Linked DNA regions of Homo sapiens: region 2 is linked to region 1. A link is an interaction called in ENCODE POLR2A ChIA-PET data of the cell type or tissue named here. Cell type or tissue: PC-9. All regions are shown on one strand. Each heading gives the region's core, and the rest is flanking DNA. Links, peaks and the distances in the headings are about the cores only. Region 1 overlaps IL18 (interleukin 18). Region 2 has its middle 16 kb from the start of SDHD.

Region 1 (10,306 bases), core at 2,307-10,306:
TTGCACAGAATGTAGCCTCTGGTAAACTCTGTTGTACACTCATGAGAGAATGAGTGAAAAAGACAAATTACGTCTTAGAATTATTAGAAATAGCTTTCACTTTAGGAACTCCCTGAGAATTGCTGCTTTAGAGTGGTAAAATAAATAAGCTTCTCTTTAAACGGAATCTCAAGACAGAATCAGTTACATTAAAAGCAAACAAAAAATTTGCCCATGGTTAGTCATCTTGTGAAATCTGCCACACCTTTGGACTGGGCTACAATTGGATAATATAGCATTCCCCGAGATAATTTTCTTTCACAATTAAGGAAAGGGCTGAATAAATATCTCTGTTTGAAGTTGAATAACAAAAATTAGGACCCCCTAAATTTTAGGACTCCTGAAATTCGTCTTTTTGCCTATATTCAGCTACTTTACGTTCTATTAAATCTTCTTTCAGGCCAGGTGCACTAGCTCATGCCTAGAATCTCAGGCAGGCCTGAGCCCAGGAATTTGAGACCAGCCAGGGCAACACAGTCTCTACAAAAAAATAAAAAATTACCTGGGTGTGTTGGTGCATGCCTGTAGAACTACTCAGGATGCTGAGGACTGCTTGAGCCCAGGATAGCCAAATCTGTGGTGAGTTCAGCCACTAAACAGAGCGAGACTTTCTCAAAAAAACAAACAAAAAAACAAACAAACTTCCTTCAAAATAACTTTTTATCTGCAATGTTTTCCTATTGCCTGTGAGATTAAATTTACTCTTTTACCTGATTTCCAAAGCCCTCCATAATCTAATCCGACTTTACCTTGTGTTCACTGCAAAATAGCAGGACTGTTCCACTACAATCCAAAAATCACAGGTTGGGTGCAGTGGCTCACTCCTGTAATCCCAACACTTTGGAAGGCCAAGGCAGGTGGATTGCTTCAGCTCAGGAGTTCAAGACCAGCCTGGGCAACATGGCAAAAACCCTGTCTCTCCAAAACATACAAAAATTAGCCAGATGTGGTAGTATGTGCCTGTAGTCCCAACTACTCAAAAGGCTAAGGCAAGAGGATCACTTGAGCCCAGGAGGTCAAGGCTACAGTGAGCCATGTTTGCTGTGTCACTGCACTCCAGCCTGGGTGATAGAGCAAGACCATGTCTCAAAAAAAAAAAAAAAAAGAAAAGAAAAGAAAAAAACATCGCTCTATTCAGTTCACCCCCACCACAACATTGTTTTGATTATCACATAAATGCTGGTCCATTGCCTTCTCTATCTATTCAAATCTTTAAGCATTCTTTGAGATTCAACTCAATTCTCCTTTTCAAACTAGGCCATTTAAACTACATCAGTTCCATTTTGATTTTTTTGCTTTGAGTCTACAGACTCAAAAACAAAAACTTAAAAACTTATTTTTTAAGTTTTCTGCTACTCTCACCTCTTCAACACTCACATACACGCATTCATAATAAGATGGCAGAATGTTCAAGGATAAAATGATTTATAGAACTGAAAAGTTAGGTTTTGATCTTGTTGCTGTCAAGATGACTACCTACCTGATCTCAGGTAATTAATTATGTAGCATGCTCCCTCATTTCATCCCATACCTATTCAACAGGATTGGAATTCCACAGCAAGGATAAACATAATCATAGTTGCTTTTCAAGTTCAAGGCATTTTAACTTTTAATCTAGTAGTATGTTTGTTGTTGTTGTTGTTGTTTGAGATGGAGCCCTGCTGTGTCACCCAGGCTGGAGTGCAGTGGCACGAACTCGGCTCACTGCAACCTCTGCCTCATGGGTTCAATCAGTTATTCTGCCTCAGTGTCCCAAGTAGCTGGGACTACAAGGCACATGCCACCATGCCTGGCTAATTTTTGTATTTTTAGTAGAAACAGGGTTTCACCATGTTGGCCAGGCTGGTCTCGAACTCCTGACCTCAAGTGATCCAGCCGCCTCGGCCTCCCAAAGTGCTGGTATTACAGGCATAAGCCACCGTGCCCAGCCTAATAGTATGTTTTTAAACTCTTAGTGGCTTAACAATGCTGGTTGTATAATAAATATGCCATAAATATTTACTGTCTTAGAATTATGAAGAAGTGGTTACTAGGCCGTTTGCCACATATCAATGGTTCTCTCCTTACAGCTTTAACTAGAGTCTAGAATTGCAGGTTGGTAGAGCTGGAACAGACCTTAAAGACTGACTAGCCAACTTCCTTGTCCAAATGAGGGAACTGAGACCCTTAAAATTAAGTGACTTGCCCCAGACAAAACTGGAACTCATGTGTCCTAATTTCCATCATGAAATTCTACCATTCACTAGCCTCTGGCTAGTTGTCAAAGTATTGCATAACTAAATTTTTATGTCTGTTTTAAAGAACAAATTGTCACTGCTTACTCCTGGGAGGATCTTTCTGAGGTGGTTTATAACTCTTAAAAAAAAAAAAAGTCAGTAGTCTGAGAATTTTAGATGAAATAGTCAAAGCATTTTTATCCAATGGATACTATAATTTTCATAGATTAGAGTTAAAGCAAAGAAACACGGATGAGAAAGGAAGAGGAAAATTGAGGAGAGGAGGAATGGGGATGAGAACACACTACTTGTAATCAGTCATAGATGTATTGAGAACTAACAAGAAGAATTGTAAGAAAATAAGAATGAAGAATTCAAAATCAACACATGAAATAAAAAAGAAACTACTAGGGAAAAATGGAGAAGACATTAGAAAAATTATTCTATTTTTAAAATTCTGTTTTCAGGCTTCCCTCCTGTTCTTCCTCCTTCTCATTGGCTTTCAGGTGGAGGGAAAGTTTAAGATAGAAAAAATATATATATTCTACACATCCCTTTCTACGCTGTTGTCATGGCAACAAGGTTTATCATAGCAAACTTTTATTCATACAACATTTATTGAGTTCTTACTGTGTGGTAAGCTCTTTCCAGGTGTTGAAAATTCAGGGGAAAAAAGACAACTCATTGTCTTAAAACTCAGATGAAAGCTGAACAGACCTATTTTTAATCAAAGTAATCTCAATTTAGGGTAGTAAGAGCTATTTAAGAAGCATGAACAGGTGTGAAGGAGGTAGGACTCTGAGGAGAGAATAATTAGCTAGGAATGAAAGAGCAGAGAAGTTTTCCTAGAGGAACTATTAAAGCTGGGAGTTACGGGATGAAAGATGAGGCAGGGTTTGCAGGCAAAAAAAAAAAAAAGGCAGGGGAAGGGGAAGTTCTGGCCTGGCAGAGAGAATAACTGTGGCAACAATGGAGGAGAGTCTGGAAGCAAGAAAACCAAGTAGAAGAGTATTAAAATAGAAGATGCCAGGGGTAATGAGGGCTTGATTTAAAACAGTGCTGTTGGAGATGGAGAGGAGATACCAAATTCTGGAGACATTTCTGAGTTAGAATCTACAGTATTTATCAGACAAGGGAAAGATTAGACAAAGGAGTTAAGAATGACTCCCAGGTTTCAGTTTGGGGCAGGTAACTAGGACATGTTTTGAAAAGTAATGTATTAGATCTCTTACCATTGGAACTATGTATGTGGAGCCAAATTAAAATTTGTACATGTATATAACTCTCCCCCCACCACCAGTAACTACTTCCCTAACTCTCTACTTTGTAGCCAGACTTCCTAAAAGAATAGTTTGTAGTCACTGTCTTTACTTTTCCCCTCCCATTCTGTCCTAGATATTTGTCCACCTACCATCTGCTGCCTCCACTTTACCCAAACTGTTCTACGGTTGCCCAAAACTTCCTAATTGCCAAATTCAATGAACAAGTTTAAGCTTATATGTAAATTAGGAGCTCTACAGTTTGATTTCGAGCAGCCCCTCCTGAAACCCTTTCTCTTTTGACTTCTGTGACACATCTCAGATTTACAAAACTGAACTAATTATTTTACACTTGAGCTGTATTTTCGTTCTTTTTTCTTAATGAATGAGGTAACCACTCAACAAATTGCCCAAGCCAAAAACTACGAAGTCATCCTCAGTTCCTCCTTCTTCTGTTTGACCCACAACAGATCAGCTGAGAAATCCCGCTGTTTAGTATCTCTTGAATTCATTACCTTAATTTATAGCCTCATCAACTCTTAATTGTTAAAATTACTTCAGTAGTTGTTGTCTGACCTCTGTCCAATCTTGTTCAATCAGGTCCATTCTTTTGTTCTTGGTGGTGGTGGTGGTGTTGACAGAGTTTCGCTTTTGCTGCCCAGGCTGAAGTGCAGTGGAGCACTTCACTGCAACCACAGCCTCCTGGGTTTAAGCAGTTCACCCTCCCGAGTAGCTGGGACTACAGGTATGTGCCACCACACCCAGCTAATTTTGTGTTTTCAGTAGAGACAGGGTTTCACCATGTTGGTCAGGCTGGTCTCAAACTCCTGACCTCAAGCAATCCACCCACCTCAGCCTCCCAAAGTGCTGGGATTACAGGCATGAGCCACTGCACACGGACCAGATCCATTGTTTATGTTGCTTCTAGAGTGAGTTGAGTTTTTAAAACACAAATTTGACCATATCTTTCTCCTATTTAAGTCAGTATTTTTTTTTTCAGGAAAAAACAGTTCAAACTCTTTAGTCTGCTTACACAAGGCCTTTGTAGTCTGACTCTTCTTTCCAAGCTTTCATCAAAGTATACTGCAAGTTGCATTTTATGTGAATTGAATTAGGCAACGGTATAAAAATTATAGTTTATATGGGCAAAATGGAAATAATGTTAACTCTTCCAAATAGTTTATCTAGAATGACATAATTTCAAAGCTGTCAGGTCAAATGAGTTATAAACTGTTAACACTATTGCCACATGCAAGTGTCTCTTATACTTGGTAGAATTATCTGCTTCCATGTCATTATTATGTAAATTAGACTTTAAATAACTCAGAAGTTCTTCAGACATACAGGTTATTATTGTGCTTTTTAAACATAATTTTAAATAATTTTATATATGATAATGTTATCCAAGTGCTAAGGGATGTATTGTTACTGCTGTGCAAAAAAAAAAAAACTCCAAATAAATATGTTGAAACCAAGTTTATATGCAAGAAAACAATATTAAAAAGGCCAAAGTACCACCATAATAGGCTGTGTGGAGACAGCAGGCTACAAAACACTAGTAATAATGCTGAGAAAGTTGAAAAAAGAAAGAAAGCAACAATATGCTTTGGTTGTTGTAGGTTTATGTACTCCAAGAATATCTCCTCTCAAACTTTTACGTTTTTTCCAAAGAAAAGTTAACTTTGGCTGGGCGCAGTGGCTCTTGCCTGTAGTCCCAGCCTTTGGGAGGCCAAGGCGGGCAGATCACCTGAGGTCAGGAGTTTGAGACCAGCCTGACCAACATGGAGAAACCCGCCCCCCTCACTACTAAAAGAATACAAAATTAGGCCGGGCACAGTGGCTTACCCCTGTTATCCCAGCACTTTGGGAGGCCGAAGCAGGAAGATCACCTGAGGTCAGGAGTTCGAGACCAGCCATGGAGAAACCCGTCTCTACTAAAAATACAAAATTAGCCGGGCGTGGTGGTGCATGACTGTAATCCCAGCTACTCAGGAGGCTAAGGCAGAGAATCACTTGAACCCAGGCAGTGGAGGTTGCAGTGAGCCGAGATCGTGCCATTGCACTCCAGCCTGGGCAACAAGAGCGAAACTCTGTATCCAAAAAACAAAAGAAAAGAAAAGGTAACCTTGAACTATGTGAGATCTTTAGAAATGCATTCTTTCTGTAAAATGTGACTACATTTGCCTTATTTATGGTAAAAATGTTGAGGCCTCAAACAACCCATATTTTCTCGGTCTCCCCGCTGCCTAGCCTTTGTTCACATTGCTTCTTCTTGGTGGAAGCTCTTCCTCTGGCCTTGAAAATGCCTGCTTCTCTTTCAAGGTAGCACAGTCATCACTTTCTGTGGTAACCTTCTCCAGCACCATCAAACAGAAAGAATGAATCTCTTGTAAATTCAGCTCTTACGTCATTCATTACATTATTTTGTAACTCTTTATAGATTCTTCTCTCCCACTAGACTCTGAGTCACTGGAGAGTAGGAGCCAACTCTCATTCATGTGTGGTTTGGTCAGCTACTGGCCACATTCCTGATGCATAGTTAATGCTCAAACCTTAACTGGTGAATCAGCTCAAATATTGTCCTTCTCTAAATCCATTCACTCATTGACTAACTATGTACTCAAAATAGTAAACACCAGTAATTTAATCCAATTCCTGCCCATACTGCTTGGTACATTTCAGGTGAATTAGTTTGATAAATATGTGTGTATTACATAATATTAAAGTATGTACAGAAGATCATGCTAATCATTATTTCACCAACTGATAACTAATCAAAACATAGAGTGCCTCTCAGGTTAACAAATGTCTGCCTTCTCAGTTAATGCAGTCATTAACAAACACCTTCTGATGCTGATAATAGGGCCTTGTTCAGCAATGAAGCCATAAAGGTGAATAAAGAACATGCCCTCGTGGAGCTCACAGCCTAGTCATTATTGTTCTGATTTTTAATATTAATGTTGGTTTGGGTTTTGGTGAAAAATGTTTAGACTTATCTTAGTGATCTTTTCATCCTTTGCTATATTATTTTTCTCTAAGAGTCTTCCTTATCCCCTCCTTTAAAAAACTAGGTGATAATTCTAAATTGTAAATTTAAATATTATAAATAGCTTATAAAATTTAATATTTATAATATTTAAATGTTTGATAAATATTTAAATTTTATAATATTTAAATGTTTATTTAAATTCATTTGTACATCAGTTTTTATTTTATTTAAATGTGTTGGCCAGGCATGGTGGCTGACACCTATAATCCCAGAACTTTGAGAGGCCAAGTCAGGCAAACCATTTGAGCTCAGGAGTTTGAGACCACCCTGGGCAACGTGGTGAAACCCTGTCTCTACCAAACATATGAAAACTTATCTGGGTGTGGTGGCACGCATCTGTGGTCCCAGATGGGAGTCCCAGGCTAAGATGGGAGAATCGCTTGAACCCAGGTGAGAGGGGTGGGGTGGATGTTGCAGTGAGCTGAGATCGTGCCACTGCACTCCAACCTGGGTGACAGAGTGAGACTCCATCTCAAAAAAAAAAAATGTTATCTAAATAAGATAAATTTAATAACTGTTCGCACTTAGATGAGCATAAGGAACTAAACCTAGATAAAACTATCAAATAAGGCCTGGGTACAGTGACTCATGCCTGTAATCTCAAGCACTTTGGGAGGCCAAAATTATACAAAGTTAGTTGTATAACACCAACTAACAACTATTTTGGGGTTAGCTTAATTCAGATTAATTTTTTTTAAACTGAGTTTTAAATTCCTGCTTACTCTACCATACATGCTAGGCCTCATATTATGCTAGAAAAATTTTGAGCACAGATTTATGAATACTCTCCTGCATACCATTTAATTTTTAAACAAATTTTAATGCAGTATATATGTGCCTTTTTACCAACACATTAAATAATAAGATCTACTGTGAGGACTAAACTTCTGTAATTTCAAAGTAGTAATGAGTTTAAACCATGTCTCAAGATCTCTGCAATAATTGTAGCACAACAGAAAATAGGTATTTCTATTAATGACAGAGTCACAAGTACTACTAATAATACTGTGGTTTGTTTCCTGCAACTAATCATGGGAGGAATGCTAAATTTCAGAGGTTGGTGAAAATACATGTGTATTTTTTTCCCCATCCAAGTTCACAGATTTCTCACACTGAGAACTCCTATTCCATAACAAAATTCTGGAAGCCTGCACACCGTATTGGAAGAGGGGCAGAAAGGAAAAGCAAATGGAAGGATTTAAATTTTTTTCAAATCCTGTATCCCTTGATTTTACAGCAAGATTGTATTTATGTATTACTTGTGTTAAAAATATAGTATAATCGAGACTCCAGATCAAAAATCACCGCAGCTCAGGGAGAAAGAGGGCCACCAAATGCCAGAGCCCTTCAGCCTTCTCCCACCCTGCCTGTACCCTCAGATGGAAGCACTTTTTTATCATTGTTTCACCTTTAGCATTTTGACAATGAAGTCACAAACCTTCAGCCTCTCACCCATAGGAACCCACTGGTTGTAAGAGAAGGATGAAGCCAGTCCTTCCTAAAGGGCACGATTAGATGTGTTTATGGCATCCTCAGGTGAAACTATATTTATATTGACAATATATTTATATTTCTCAAGGAATACTAGAATAATGATTCAGTTCAGTACTAGGCCATTTATCTACCCTTTATAATATTGTTTAATGAGAAAATGCTTTCTATCTTCCAAATATCTGATGATTTGTAAGAGAACACTTAAACATGGGTATTCATAAGCTGAAACTTCTGGCATTTATTGAATGTCAAGATTGTTCATCAGTATACTAGGTGATTAACTGACCACTGAACTTGAAGGTAGTATAAAGTAGTAGTAAAAGGTACAATCATTGTCTCTTAACAGATGGCTCTTTGCTTTCATTAGGAATAAAGATGGCTGCTGAACCAGTAGAAGACAATTGCATCAACTTTGTGGCAATGAAATTTATTGACAATACGCTTTACTTTATAGGTAAGGCTAATGCCATAGAACAAATACCAGGTTCAGATAAATCTATTCAATTAGAAAAGATGTTGTGAGGTGAACTATTAAGTGACTCTTTTTGTCACCAAATTTCACTGTAATATTAATGGCTCTTAAAAAAATAGTGGACCTCTAGAAATTAACCACAACATGTCCAAGGTCTCAGCACCTTGTCACACCACGTGTCCTGGCACTTTAATCAGCAGTAGCTCACTCTCCAGTTGGCAGTAAGTGCACATCATGAAAATCCCAGTTTTCATGGGAAAATCCCAGTTTTCATTGGATTTCCATGGGAAAAATCCCAGTACAAAACTGGGTGCATTCAGGAAATACAATTTCCCAAAGCAAATTGGCAAATTATGTAAGAGATTCTCTAAATTTAGAGTTCTGTGAATTACACCATTTTATGTAAATATGTTTGACAAGTAAAAATTGATTCTTTTTTTTTTTTTTCTGTTGCCCAGGCTGGAGTGCAGTGGCACAATCTCTGCTCACTGCAACCTCCACCTCCTGGGTTCAAGCAATTCTCCTGCCTCAGCCTTCTGAGTAGCTGGGACTACAGGTGCATCCCACCATGCCTGGCTAATTTTTTGTATTTTTACTAGAGACAGGGTTTTGCCATGTTGTCCAGGCTGGTCTTGAACTCCTGATCTCAGATGATCCTCCTGCCTCGGCCTCCCAAAGTGCTGGGATTACAGGCATGAACCACCACACATGGCCTAAAAATTGATTCTTATGATTAATCTTCTGTGAACAATTTGGCTTCATTTGAAAGTTTGCCTTCATTTGAAACCTTCATTTAAAAGCCTGAGCAACAAAGTGAGACCCCATCTCTACAAAAAACTGCAAAATATCCTGTGGACACCTCCTACCTTCTTTGGAGGCTGAAGCAGGAGGATCACTTGAGCCTAGGAATTTGAGCCTGCAGTGAGCTATGATCCCACCCCTACACTCCAGCCTGCATGACAGTAGACCCTGACACACACACACAAAAAAAAACCTTCATAAAAAATTATTAGTTGACTTTTCTTAGGTGACTTTCCGTTTAAGCAATAAATTTAAAAGTAAAATCTCTAATTTTATAAAATTTATTTTTAGTTACATATTGAAATTTTTAAACCCTAGGTTTAAGTTTTATGTCTAAATTACCTGAGAACACACTAAGTCTGATAAGCTTCATTTTATGGGCCTTTTGGATGATTATATAATATTCTGATGAAAGCCAAGACAGACCCTTAAACCATAAAAATAGGAGTTCGAGAAAGAGGAGTAGCAAAAGTAAAAGCTAGAATGAGATTGAATTCTGAGTCGAAATACAAAATTTTACATATTCTGTTTCTCTCTTTTTCCCCCTCTTAGCTGAAGATGATGGTAAAGTAGAAATGAATTTATTTTTCTTTGCAAACTAAGTATCTGCTTGAGACACATCTATCTCACCATTGTCAGCTGAGGAAAAAAAAAAATGGTTCTCATGCTACCAATCTGCCTTCAAAGAAATGTGGACTCAGTAGCACAGCTTTGGAATGAAGATGATCATAAGAGATACAAAGAAGAACCTCTAGCAAAAGATGCTTCTCTATGCCTTAAAAAATTCTCCAGCTCTTAGAATCTACAAAATAGACTTTGCCTGTTTCATAGGTCCTAAGATTAGCATGAAGTCATGGATTCTGTTGTAGGGGGAGCGTTGCATAGGAAAAAGGGATTGAAGCATTAGAATTGTCCAAAATCAGTAACACCTCCTCTCAGAAATGCTTTGGGAAGAAGCCTGGAAGGTTCCCGGGTT
Region 2 (11,538 bases), core at 1,562-9,561, 54 kb after region 1:
CAAGAGAGTTTGAGAGCTACTTCCCAACCGCTAAAGACCCCCCAAACTGGCAAGGAATGGGTCCATGACCCATTTGTGGATAAGCCAAGTGAATCGACTTTGTCTATGCTAGAAGAGGATCAACTGCTTGAGATTGCAAATGACGGTAGCCTTAAAAGTATGTTTGAGAAAACTTCAAATCTTCATATAGTCTGTATTAAAGTCAAGGCAGAATATCCTGAGATTGCCACAAAAGCACTGAGAAGGCTGCTTGCATTTCCATGGGTAGCAGCTGTGGATAGGGAATGTCAATGGGGCTCCAGGGATGTGGAGATGCGGAGGCTGTTGGACCCTAAGGCAGGATTCAGTCTGCTGGGGGTTGGCAACTGCCACTGCTTAAGGACTTTGGAGTTTGTAGGACTCAGCATGAGCTCCCTCTGTGGAGCAATGCTGTTATGTGGTCTCCGGGCAGCTCCCTATATTAGTCTCAGGGACCACAAAGGTCAAGGGACTCTCCTATAGCTAGGATTGCAGGGAACCATGGTGGGAATGTGGACATTTGGGGGTCTTTCACTTACCCTTTCTCCGCATTAAGGGAGCCTCTATAGGTTCCCAGATGACCCCAGCTGAGCAGACTTCCTCGCTTCCTTCTCCTTCCTTGCTACTGGTGTTTTCTGTAAGTTCTCTGTTGGATTCCAGTGTTCTCTCTTAGATGACACATTACTCATTATTTTTGATCTTCCTGGTAGAAGAAGAAAGTACTAGATACATCTTGCATCCTGAGCCCCTCCTCAAGTCGTTCTGTGTGATACTCATCAGTATTTGTTGAGGCTTTTTTTTTTTTTATTGTAGTCTATATACATGGTCAGGTATGTTTTTCAAAAGAACATATATTCTCTTACGGGTAGGTACAAAGTTCTACATATGTCCGCTAAATCAAACTTGTTACTTTTATTGTTAAATATTTTATTGTTTAAATATGTCGTTAATTTTTTTAACTAATCTGTCCACCTCTGAAATACACCTGAAATTTTCCATGCTTTCTTCTGGAATTCTGTCATTTTGTTTTAGAAATTTTGAGGCTATTATCAGGTACATAAAGGTCAAGACTGTTATAACATATTGGTGAATTTTTATTGTAATGTAATGACTTTTATTTTTTTGAGACAGGGTCTCAGTCTGTCATCCAGACTGGAGTGTAATAGCTGATCATAACTCACTGCAACTTCAAACTCCTGGGCTCCTGCAATCCTCCTGCCTCAGCCTCCCAAGTAGCTGAGACTACAGGCATGTGCCACTGAACCAGGCAAATTTTTTATTATTTTCATTTTTTTATAGAACCGGAGTCTCGCTTTGTTGCCCAGGCTGGTCTTGAACTTCTGGCCTCAAGAGATCCAACAATTTTGGCCTCCCAAATTGCCACTACAGGCATGACTCACCATGCCCAGCCTGACTCTATATTTAATAATGCTTTTTGCCCTAAAGTCTACTTTGAATGATATAAATACATATATACCAGCTTTCTTTTGGTTTGTATTGAAAGAATATCCATTTTTATCCCTTTTGCCCTTTTTACGTCCTTATATTTTAATCATATCTCTTATATAGTATATAGCTGTATTTTGTTTTATCTCACCTGATATCTATAATTTGACCAGTAGATTTAACCCATTTATTCTGTCAGAGATTAGTGCCATATCTGGTTTTCTTTTTTACCATCTTATTTGGGGCCATTTACCCTGTATTTCTTCTCTTTCCCCTCCTATTATTTAAGTTAATTAGTAAATCATCCTTAGACACCTGGACAATTTCTAGGTAAGCTAGAAAATACAAAGCATAGGTCACCAATCTAGTTTTATTATGCCTTTAACTGTATTTTTATATATATTGAGCATCAATTAGCATGCTTAAGAGAATGTCCCTATGCCTTTGGGTGATATTAGTGTTTATGAAGGTACTCTGTGTGTCAGCTCTTAGTCACCTGCCTGATGGTTTTCTCTTGTCTGTGAGGAAACAAATTTATTGCTGTAGTTAATGATTGTAACTAATGTCTATGATTAAGACTACACTAGATAGCCTGGGCGCAGTGGCTCACGCCTGTAATCCCAGCACTCTGAGAGGCCGAGGCGGGCGGATCACCTGAGGTCGGGAGTTCCGAGACCAGCCTGATCAACATAAAGAAACCCCGTCTCTACTAAACATACAAAATTAGCCACCAGATGTGGTGGCGCATGCCTGTAATCCCAGCTACTCGGGAGCCTGAGGCAGGAGAATTGCTTGAACCCAGGAGGTGGAGGTTGCGGTGAGCCAAGATTGTGCCATTGCACTCCAGCCTGGGCAACAAGAGCAAAACTCCATCTCAAAAAAAAAAAAAAAAGACTACACTAGATATAGTTGTTGCTATATATATACATATATATACTTGAAAATGGATATGTTTTGTCTATTTATCAAGAGAATTTTTAGTTTACTAAGGCAAAAAATTCAATAAGATACATGTGCTTGCTTACATACTATGCTAACAAGGTTAACCGTATTTTAAAGCTAGTCAAGACCGGATGCAGTGGCTCATGCCTGTAATCACAGCACTTTGGGAGGCCGAGGCAGGCAGATCACTTGAGGACAGGAGTTCAAGACCAGCCTGGCCAACATGGTGAAACTCCGTCTCTACTAAAAATACAAAAATTAGCCAGGCATGGTGGCTCTCACCTGTAGTCCCAGCTACTTGGGAGGCTGAGTTAGGAGAATTGCCTGAACCCAAGAGGTGGAGACTTCGGTGAGCAGAGACTGTGCCACTGCACTCCAGCCTGGGCGACAAAGGGAGACTCTGTCTCCAAAAAAAAAAACTAGTCAAAAGCTTTAAAATACCATCTATTTGTATATATATAACCATACACATATAATGAAATATTAAGATTAGTAGCCAAAAAAAGCTCATAAACCATTTTTAAAGAGAAAATTCGTAATACAGAATAAGTTCAATCTTTAAATAAAGTTTTTGTACCTTTGTCATCACACTCTTGAATCAATCTAACCAAAAGCTCCTCAGTTCTTAAAAAAAACCCTCCTATTGTGCATATTGTCACTTTAAAGCAAGATGTTTTCTTGTATTTTGGTATTTATGACTTATGCATCTCTCTCTCTCTCTCTCTCTCTCTCTCTCTCTATATATATATATATATATTTTTTGAGACAGAATCTCGCTATGTCACTCAGGCTGGAGTGTAGTGGCATGATCTCAGCTCGCTGCAACCTCCACCTCCCTGGTTCAAGAGATTCGTCTGTCTCAGCCTCCCAAGTAGCTGAGACTACAGGCACGCACCACCATGCCCGGCTAATTTTTGTATTTTTAACAGAGACGGGGTTTCATCATATTGGCCAGGCTGGTCTTGAACACCTGACCTCGTGATCTGCCCACTTTGGCCTTCCAAAGTGCTGGGATTACAGGGGTGAGCCACCGCGCCCACCCTGACTTATGCATATATTTAAGCCAATTTTCTTTGACAATTTTCTTAATTTCCTAACTTAAGACCTAAATGAAGAATGATTGAATTATTAAGAGGCCTTTTACATCTAAACTTTCTTTGGAGTGACCCGGATGGCCATAATGTTTTATTATCTCATGAAAGGAGAGATACTAAATATAATTAGACATGTTTGGTAGTTTACTTATTTAGATTAACTAAAACACTGTATGAGTTCACTTAATAACTCACAGCTCTGCCCATAGGATACAAATGTTCAACAGGCATTTTCTTTCTTAAATAATAACCTCTCAAAATCATCTCGAACTTGGGCATTTCCTAACTATGCTAAAGCCTTCTCATTGTTTGTACATGAAAGACTGGTTGTCAGCTGGGTGCGGTGGCTCATGCCTGTAATCCTAGCACTTTGGGAGGCCAAGGTGGGTGAATCACCTGAGGTCAGGAGTTTGAGACCAGCCTGACCAACATGGTGAAACCCCGTCTCTACTAAAAATACAAAAATTAGCCAGGTGTGGTGGCGCACACCTGTAATCCCAGCTACTCAGGAGGCCAAGGCAGGAGAATTGCTTAAACCCGAAAGGTGGGGGTTGCAGTGAGCCAAAATAGTGCTATTGCACTCCAGCGTAGACAAGAGCAAAACTCCATCTCAAAAAAAAAAAAAAAAAGACAGACTGGTTGTTTTAGTGATGTTTACTCAAAACTAGGGACTCATTACAAGCTCATTACCTTCTATATTATTTGTCTGCTTCCTTTTTAGCTGTTAAATACTGCTCCAATCTAAATCTAGCTGCCCTATTTCCCCTTCCTGATGAAGAGGAATCTCAATATTGTCCAATATTTAAAATCTAAGCATGCCCAGTCTTGATTTGACTGATGTTCTCCTGTACAACCCTGATATATTGCCTTTTGATTATGACTCATAATTAAAAATGAATCAAGGTATACTTTGCACCAAATATGCTATAACTTTGAAATATTCCATTTTGGAATACTTTATAAGCAACAGCTTAGACAGCTAAACTGATAGCTCTATTAAGAACACGCCATCACGCTAAAGGATTAAGAGTTAACATCCATATTGTCTACAGATGAACTTTCAGGATTGCTTGTGATTTCAGCACATTGTGCAAACAAAGGGGTTTCCTAACTTCCTCAGACAACTGAATCAAAAATGGAAAAGAAACTAATGACTTACTAAAGATACTCCAACACCCAAAGCAAATTTCAGTCATTAAGAATAAAGTGCATGCTAAAGGTCATGCTTTAAAGCCTGCTACCTTGGCCGGGCACGGTGGCTCACACCTATAATCCCAGCACTTTAGGAAGCTGAGGCGGGTGGATCACGAGGTCAGGAGATCGAGACCATCCTGGCCAACATAGTGAAACCCCGTCTCTACTAAAACACAAAAAATTAGCAGGGCATGGTAGTGGGTGCCTGTAATCCCAGCTACTCAAGAGGCTGAGGCAGGGGAATTGCTTGAACCCAGGAGGCAGAGATTGCAGTGAGCCAAGATCGTGCCACTGCACTCCAGCCTGGTGACAAAGCAAGACTCCGTCTCAAAAAAAAAAAAAAAAAGGCCGCCACCTTATACAAACAGCCCTTTCTAGCTTTACCAGCGTTGGTATTATAACAATAGTTGTTCAATCTGATTTCTGTATATAAGAGGGATTAAAATACAACACTCTGCCCTCATTGGGGGTAGAAGGGTGGATAAGAGGAAGGACATTGGTTTTGTCAAGACTGTTTCATACTGCTTGGTTTCTCCCAAACTACCTCCAGCTCAATAATTTTCATGCTGCAAAAATAATAATATAATAATAGCTCAATTGACAGGGACAAACTGGCTCAAACTTTATAAAGTACTAGTCAAAAAAGTCTTACCTAAGAGGCTTACTCATTTTATTTATCATATCAATGCATTAATTTATTAATCATATCAATGTATTGTTCATTTTAATTATAATAATCCAGAACAAATATACAAAGAAACACCAACATTAAAGACCATTTGAGGCTGGGTGCAGTGGCTCACGCCTGTAATCCTTTGGGAGGCCAAGGCAGGCGGATCACTTGAGGCAAGGAGTTCAAGACCAGCCTGGCCTACATGGTGAAACCCTGTCTCTAATAAAAATACAAAAATTAGCCAGGCGTGGTGGCGGGTGCCTGTAATCCCAGCTACTCGGGAGGCTGAGGCAGGAGAATCTCTTGAACCCAGAGGCAGAGGTTCCAGTGAGCTGAGATTGCACCACTGCACTCCAGCCTGGGTGAAAGAGCAAGACTCCATCTCAAAAAAAAAAAAAAAAACTTTTTAATAATAGTTTATAACATTTCTGGTAGACTACAGCTTTCCCTTATTATTTTTTTTTTGGTTTTTTTGTTGTTGTTGTTGTTTTTTGAGACAGAGTCTTGCTCTGTAGCCCAGGCTGGAGTGCAGTGGCACATCTCGGCTTACTGCAACCTCCACCTCCCATGTTCAAGCAATTCTCCTGCCTCAGTCTCTCGAGTAGCTGGGACTATAGGCTCATGCCACCATACCCGGCTAATTTTTGTATTTTTAGTAGAGACAGGATTTCACCATATTGGCCAGGCTGGTCTCGAACTCCTGACCTCATAATACGCCCGCCTCAGCCTCCCAAAGTGATGGGATTACAGGTATGAGCCACCGCGCCCAGCCTCCCTTAGTTTTACGTTTTTAAGTTTTATACATAGGCCTGATGATATTGCAATTTACTTCTTAAAATCTTCATAAGCTTTCATATTAAACTATTATAGAAACACTCTATGAGGCTGGGCTTGACACATCCCGTAACAGATTTCATCCTTGGTATGTAGTAATCTTGTATTTTTTCAAAAATGAATCTCATATACATAGTCTTATGCCCAATTTACAAACTCTGTTTCTCAAAAGAATACCAATAGATACATTGTGTCTCCCATCATCACCAGCATAATCTACAACTGAAAGACTAGTTTTTTATTTATATTTATATTATATTATATTATTATTTATTGAGACTGAGTCTCACTCTGTTGCCCAGGCTGGAGTGCAGTGACATGATTTTGGCGTACTGCAGCCTCCGCCTCCCGGGTTCAAGCAATTCTCCTGCTTCAGCCTCTTGAGTAGCTGGGACTACAGGCATAAGCCACCATGGCAGGCTAATATTTGTATTTTTAGTAGAGACGGGGTTTCACCATGTTGGCCAGGCTGGTCTCAAACTCCTGACCTCAGGTGATCCACCTGCCTCAGCCTCCCAAAGTGCTGGGATTACAGGCGTGAGTCACTGTGCCAGGCCCTATATTTATATGTTTGAGACAGGGTCTCACTCTGTCACCCAAGCTGGAGTGCAGTGGCGCAATCTCAGCTCACTGCAACCTCCACTTCCTGGGTTCAAGCAATTCTCCCGCGTCAATCTCCCAAGTAGCTAGGACTATACAGGCGCATGCCACCACACCCGGCTAATTTTTGTATATTTTGGTAGAGACAGGGTTTCACCATGTTGGCCAGGCTGGTCTCGAATTCCTGACCTCAGGCGATCCGCCTGCCTCGGCCTCCCAAAGTGCTGGGATTACAGGCATGAGCCACTGCACCTGGCCTGGAAGACTAGTTTAGAAACAGTCACTGATGAAAGTTAGAGTTAGAACCACATTGGAAATGACCATTTGGGTATTTTAATCTCATAGACACCGTTCTGAAGCTCCAGGCCCATAGTCATGGATACATGCTTCACAGTGGTGCTTAGGTCTCAGAAACTGAACATTCAGCCCCACTGGGAATTGACCCTGACACTCATTATCAGGTGTCCAGAGGAGAAAACTCTCCTAAGTAGACATCTACTTTTTAAGATTCTATGAATTGAGACGATAACATCAAGTATATACCACTCTCTCCAAAAGCTTTCTGATCCCTGAGCAGAAAGCTGACTTATATTTAGACTTATATCTCATCTTATGTTTATAATGTGTATCTGAAAATTCCAGGGTCTGAATTCTTTGTGGGTATGGTTCTGTTTATTTGTGCTGACTCTTGCTCAGGACATTCCAGTACTGTGATTTTTGCTGACAGTTCACGTTCACTGGAACTTTATGGGGATTTTTGAAGCTTGTGTTGGGGTAACCCTTCTCTCTCTGGTGAGGATTTGTGCTGACTACCATGCCCTACAAACCTAGGTCAAAGTTAAATTTGCCCCATGTAACCTTTTTAGATATGCAGGTAACTTGAACTCGGACTCCAAACTGGCATGAGGACTGGCTCTTAGCCACACATTCTCAGAAGAGACTCTTTCCTCCAACCTGAGCCAAGGCAAGATACACACATTGCTCTGCTCTCTGCTTTTTCAGATAAATATCAGTTTTTCTTTTGGGGGGGATGGAGTTTCACTCTTGTTGCCCAGGGTGGAGTGTAATGGTGTGATCTCAGCTCACCGCAACCTCTGCCTCCCGGGTTCAAGCAATTCTCCTGCCTCAGCCTCCCGAGTAGCTGGGATTACAGGCACCCACCACCACGCCCGGCCCTTTTTTTTTTTTTTTTTTTTGTATTTTTAGTAGAGACAGGGTTTCTCTCTGTTGGTCAGGATGGTCTCGAACTCCCAACCTCAGATGATCCACCCGCCTCGGCCTCCCAGAGTGCTGGGATTACAGGTGTGAGCAAATATCATTTTTTCTAATTCACCCTTTCTCTGAGGGCAAAACTCTTTATGGTTCTTGGTTTAGGGGAATCTTCATTCTAACTCCCTGGTTTGAGCCCTAAGCTTTTCTCCTGGCCTATGTGCCACCTTCTTAAAACTAGAATCCGGCCAGACATGGTGGCGCAAGCATATAATGCAAGCACTTTGGGAGGCAAAGGCAGGTGGATTACTTGAGCTCAGGAGTTTGAGACCAGCCTGGGCAACACAGTGAGACCTCATCTCTACTAAAAATCAAAAAAATTAGCTAGGCATGGTGGCACAAGTCTGTAATCCCAGCTACTTTCAGAAGGCTGAGGTGGGAGGATCACTTGAGCACAGGAGATCAAGGCTGCAGTGAGTTTGATCACGCCACTGCACTCCAACCTGGACAACAGAGCGTGATTCTGACTCAAAAAAATATAATAATGGCTAGGCGTGGTGGCTCATGCCTGTAATCCTAGCACTTTGGGAGGCCGAGGCAGGCGGATCATGAGGTCAGGAGATCAAGACCATCCTGGCTGACACGGTGAAACCCCGTCTCTACTAAAAATATGAAAACAAAATTAGCCGGGCATGGTGGCAGGCGCCTGTAGTCCCAGCTACTCCAGAGGCTGAGGTGGGAGAATGGTGTGAACCTGGCAGGCGGAGCTTGCAGTGAGCCAAGATCGCACCACTGCACTCCAGCCTGGGTGACAGAGCGAGACTCTGTCTCAAAAATATATATATAATAATAATAATAAGAAGAAGAAGACTAGAACTCTGGGCCACCTGGGCTTAGTAGATACTCTTAGGGGCAACTGATACCCTAAGCACTTGCTTACCTCCCTAGCTGCAGACTTACTTTGGTCTGGCTCCAGAAGATTTCTTTTTGCAAACTAAATAATATGTTTTGGCCGGGTGCAGTGGTCTGTAATCCCAGCACTTTGGGAGGCCGAGGTGGGTGGATCACCTGAGGTCAGGAGTTTTGAGACCAGCCTGGCCAACATAGCTGAAACCCCATCTCTACTAAAAATACAAAAATTAGCCAGGTGTGGTTGTGGGCACCTGTAATCCCAGCTACTCAGGAGGTTGAGGCAGGAGAACCGCTTGAACCCAGGAAGCGGAGGTTGCAGTGAGCCGAGATCATGCCATTGCACTCCAGCCTGGGCAACAAGAGTGAAACTCCGTCCCAAATAAATAAATGAAATATTTTTAAAGGTGTTCTTGTTTAACATTCTAACAGGCTTCATATCAAAGTAAATACTTTCTAAAATTGAGTCTGCCATATTGCCAAAAAATAGAAGTCTACAAATTCTATCTCTTCCTAGCCGTCTCACAAATCCAAAACTTCAGTAGTTACTGATTCCAGTACCATATCTAATTTTCCTTCAACATTTTTCTTTAATGACACTACCTCCCATCCACCTATTTACAACAAAAAATTGAGCAAAGCTCCTTCCTCCCTCAAGCGTTCACATCTTAGTATAACTCTCATTGATTCTAAGTTCTAAATATTTCTTAAATTTGTTCTCTCCTTCATTCTAGCTACAATTGCCTTCACAATTCATTATTTCTTTTCTGGGTCACTAAAATAATCTGTTTCCATGCTTACCTCCCACAAATCCATTCTTTACATAGCTGTCAGCAAAACCTATTTAAAATAAAAATTGGATCATGCCGTTTGCATAATTAAGTCTTCAGTAACTCCATATTGCTGTCAAGATAAAGTCGCAGGCCAGGCACAGTGGCTCACGCCTGAAATCCCAGCCCTTTGGGAGGCGGAGGTGGGTGAATCACTTGAGGCCAGGAGTTTGAGACCAGCCTGGGCAACAGAGCAAGACCCCATCTCTACAAAAAATACAAAAATTAGCCAGGGATGGTGGCATGTGCCTGTAGTCCCAGCTACTCAAGAGGCTGAGGTGGGAGGATGTCTTGAGTATGGGAGGCAGAGGTTGCAGTGAGCCAAGATCGCGCCACTACATTCCAGCCTGGGCCACAGAGTCAGACTCTGTCTCAAAAAAAAAAAAAAAAAGATAAAGTTTCAATTACTTATCGTGGCATATAAGGTCCTCTACAATCAGTCCCTCCCTGTGCTGGGTCATACCAAACTACATATCATCTTTTGCTTGATCTGCCATCCTCCAGTCAACCCTACACCTCATCCCAGCTTCCCCAGCCACTGTCAGCTCCTTATCTTTCAAAACCCAGGTTACAAATCTTCTCTTCCAGGAAACTTGCAGGCAAATCCTTACTGCACCCTTTGTTACATCACAGCGCATGACGTGCTTCACCATCACTGCACTTACTACACCGTATTGCAGTCATTCTTCTGTTGCCCCAATTAGACTATGAATTCCCTTCAAAGGCAGGTAAAATTTTATCGTTATCCACAGTACCTGGCACAGTGCTGATTACATGAGGTACTTAGTATCTATCAAATGAATGAATTAATGTTTTTGACTTCTACAATACCTTTTGAGATTGACTCCTACTTCCACTGCTACTCTCAAAGTTCAGGCCCTTTATTCTGTCTCTATCCCCTCACATGTCCTTCTACCTCTAGCTTATTAACCCACCTAATGGTACCCAAATTATTTCTAAAGCACAGTTCTGATCATGTCCTGCTTACCGTCAGAAACTACTATTGCTGTTAGCCCTTGGATTTTTTTTTTTTTTAAAGAGACAAGATTTCACTCTGTCACCTAAGCTGGAGTGCGGTGGTATGATCATAGCTCATTGTAACCTCAAACTCCTGGGCTCAAACAATTCTCCCACCTCGGCCTCCCAAGTAGCTAGAACTACAGGCACATGCCACTGCCAGTGATGCCCGGCTAATCTTTTTTTTGTTTTATTGTATTTTTGTAGAGACAGGGTCTTGCTATGTTGCCCACGCTGGTTTTAAACTCCTGGCCTCAAGCAATCCTACTGCCTCAGCCTCCCAAAGTGCTGGGATTACAGGCATGAGCCACAGCACCCTTCCGGAATCTTGCCTCATTTTCCAGCAGCTCACAGCAACCTACTGACTTCCCAAAGACAGCTCAGCTCCATCCTAATGACCAAACCAGCAGGGACATGGGGCAGGCAGTGCCCAACCAGCCTCCACTCCAACTTCGTTCACCATCTAATGAAGCTTATTAGCACTAGACAGCCTTGTATATCTAGGATCTGATGGTACTAGAGATAGCTATGGATTCCCATATTATCCAGAGTCACTGCCATCCCCATTTTGACTTTATGGAAGACTCCATTTCATCACTCCACTCTACAGCAGCAGTATACTGAGAGCTAGGGAAGGGAAGGAATGACACTACAAGGTGGGGAGGGGATCGTCTATAGAGAATTTTAAAACAATAAAATTGACTTTTAGTCCATTTGTTTTTTATCATCATCAAGCATCAGCAATTCTAAACAATGTCAGAATATTGTTTAT

Evidence for each region. Peaks named below come from ENCODE experiments on the same cell type or tissue, not always from the same donor. Only the 100,000 strongest peaks of a DNase experiment are listed, where the experiment ranks them.
Region 2: POLR2A ChIA-PET joins it to region 1 with 5 read pairs; 9 of 35 experiments call an interaction of 5 or more read pairs at or near these places.

The regions. Positions count from the first base shown.
Region 1 is chr11:112,153,180-112,163,485 of GRCh38, reverse strand. It overlaps IL18 (interleukin 18), which reads left to right. Exons shown (of 6, transcript NM_001562.4): 2 at 8,425-8,511; 3 at 9,883-9,894. The coding sequence starts at 8,433. Among named protein-coding and RNA genes, the nearest start is that of IL18, 5.8 kb to the left of the region's middle. RefSeq lists a silencer at 5,926-6,220. In PC-9, for the core only: no CTCF peak of the experiment used is centred there; DNase peaks (open chromatin) are centred at 6,045 and 7,115; H3K4me3 peaks cover 1,408 bases; H3K27ac peaks cover 5,273 bases.
Region 2 is chr11:112,096,728-112,108,265 of GRCh38, reverse strand. No RefSeq gene overlaps it. Among named protein-coding and RNA genes, the nearest start is that of SDHD, 16 kb to the right of the region's middle. RefSeq lists a silencer at 8,287-8,495. In PC-9, for the core only: no CTCF peak of the experiment used is centred there; no DNase peak of the experiment used is centred there.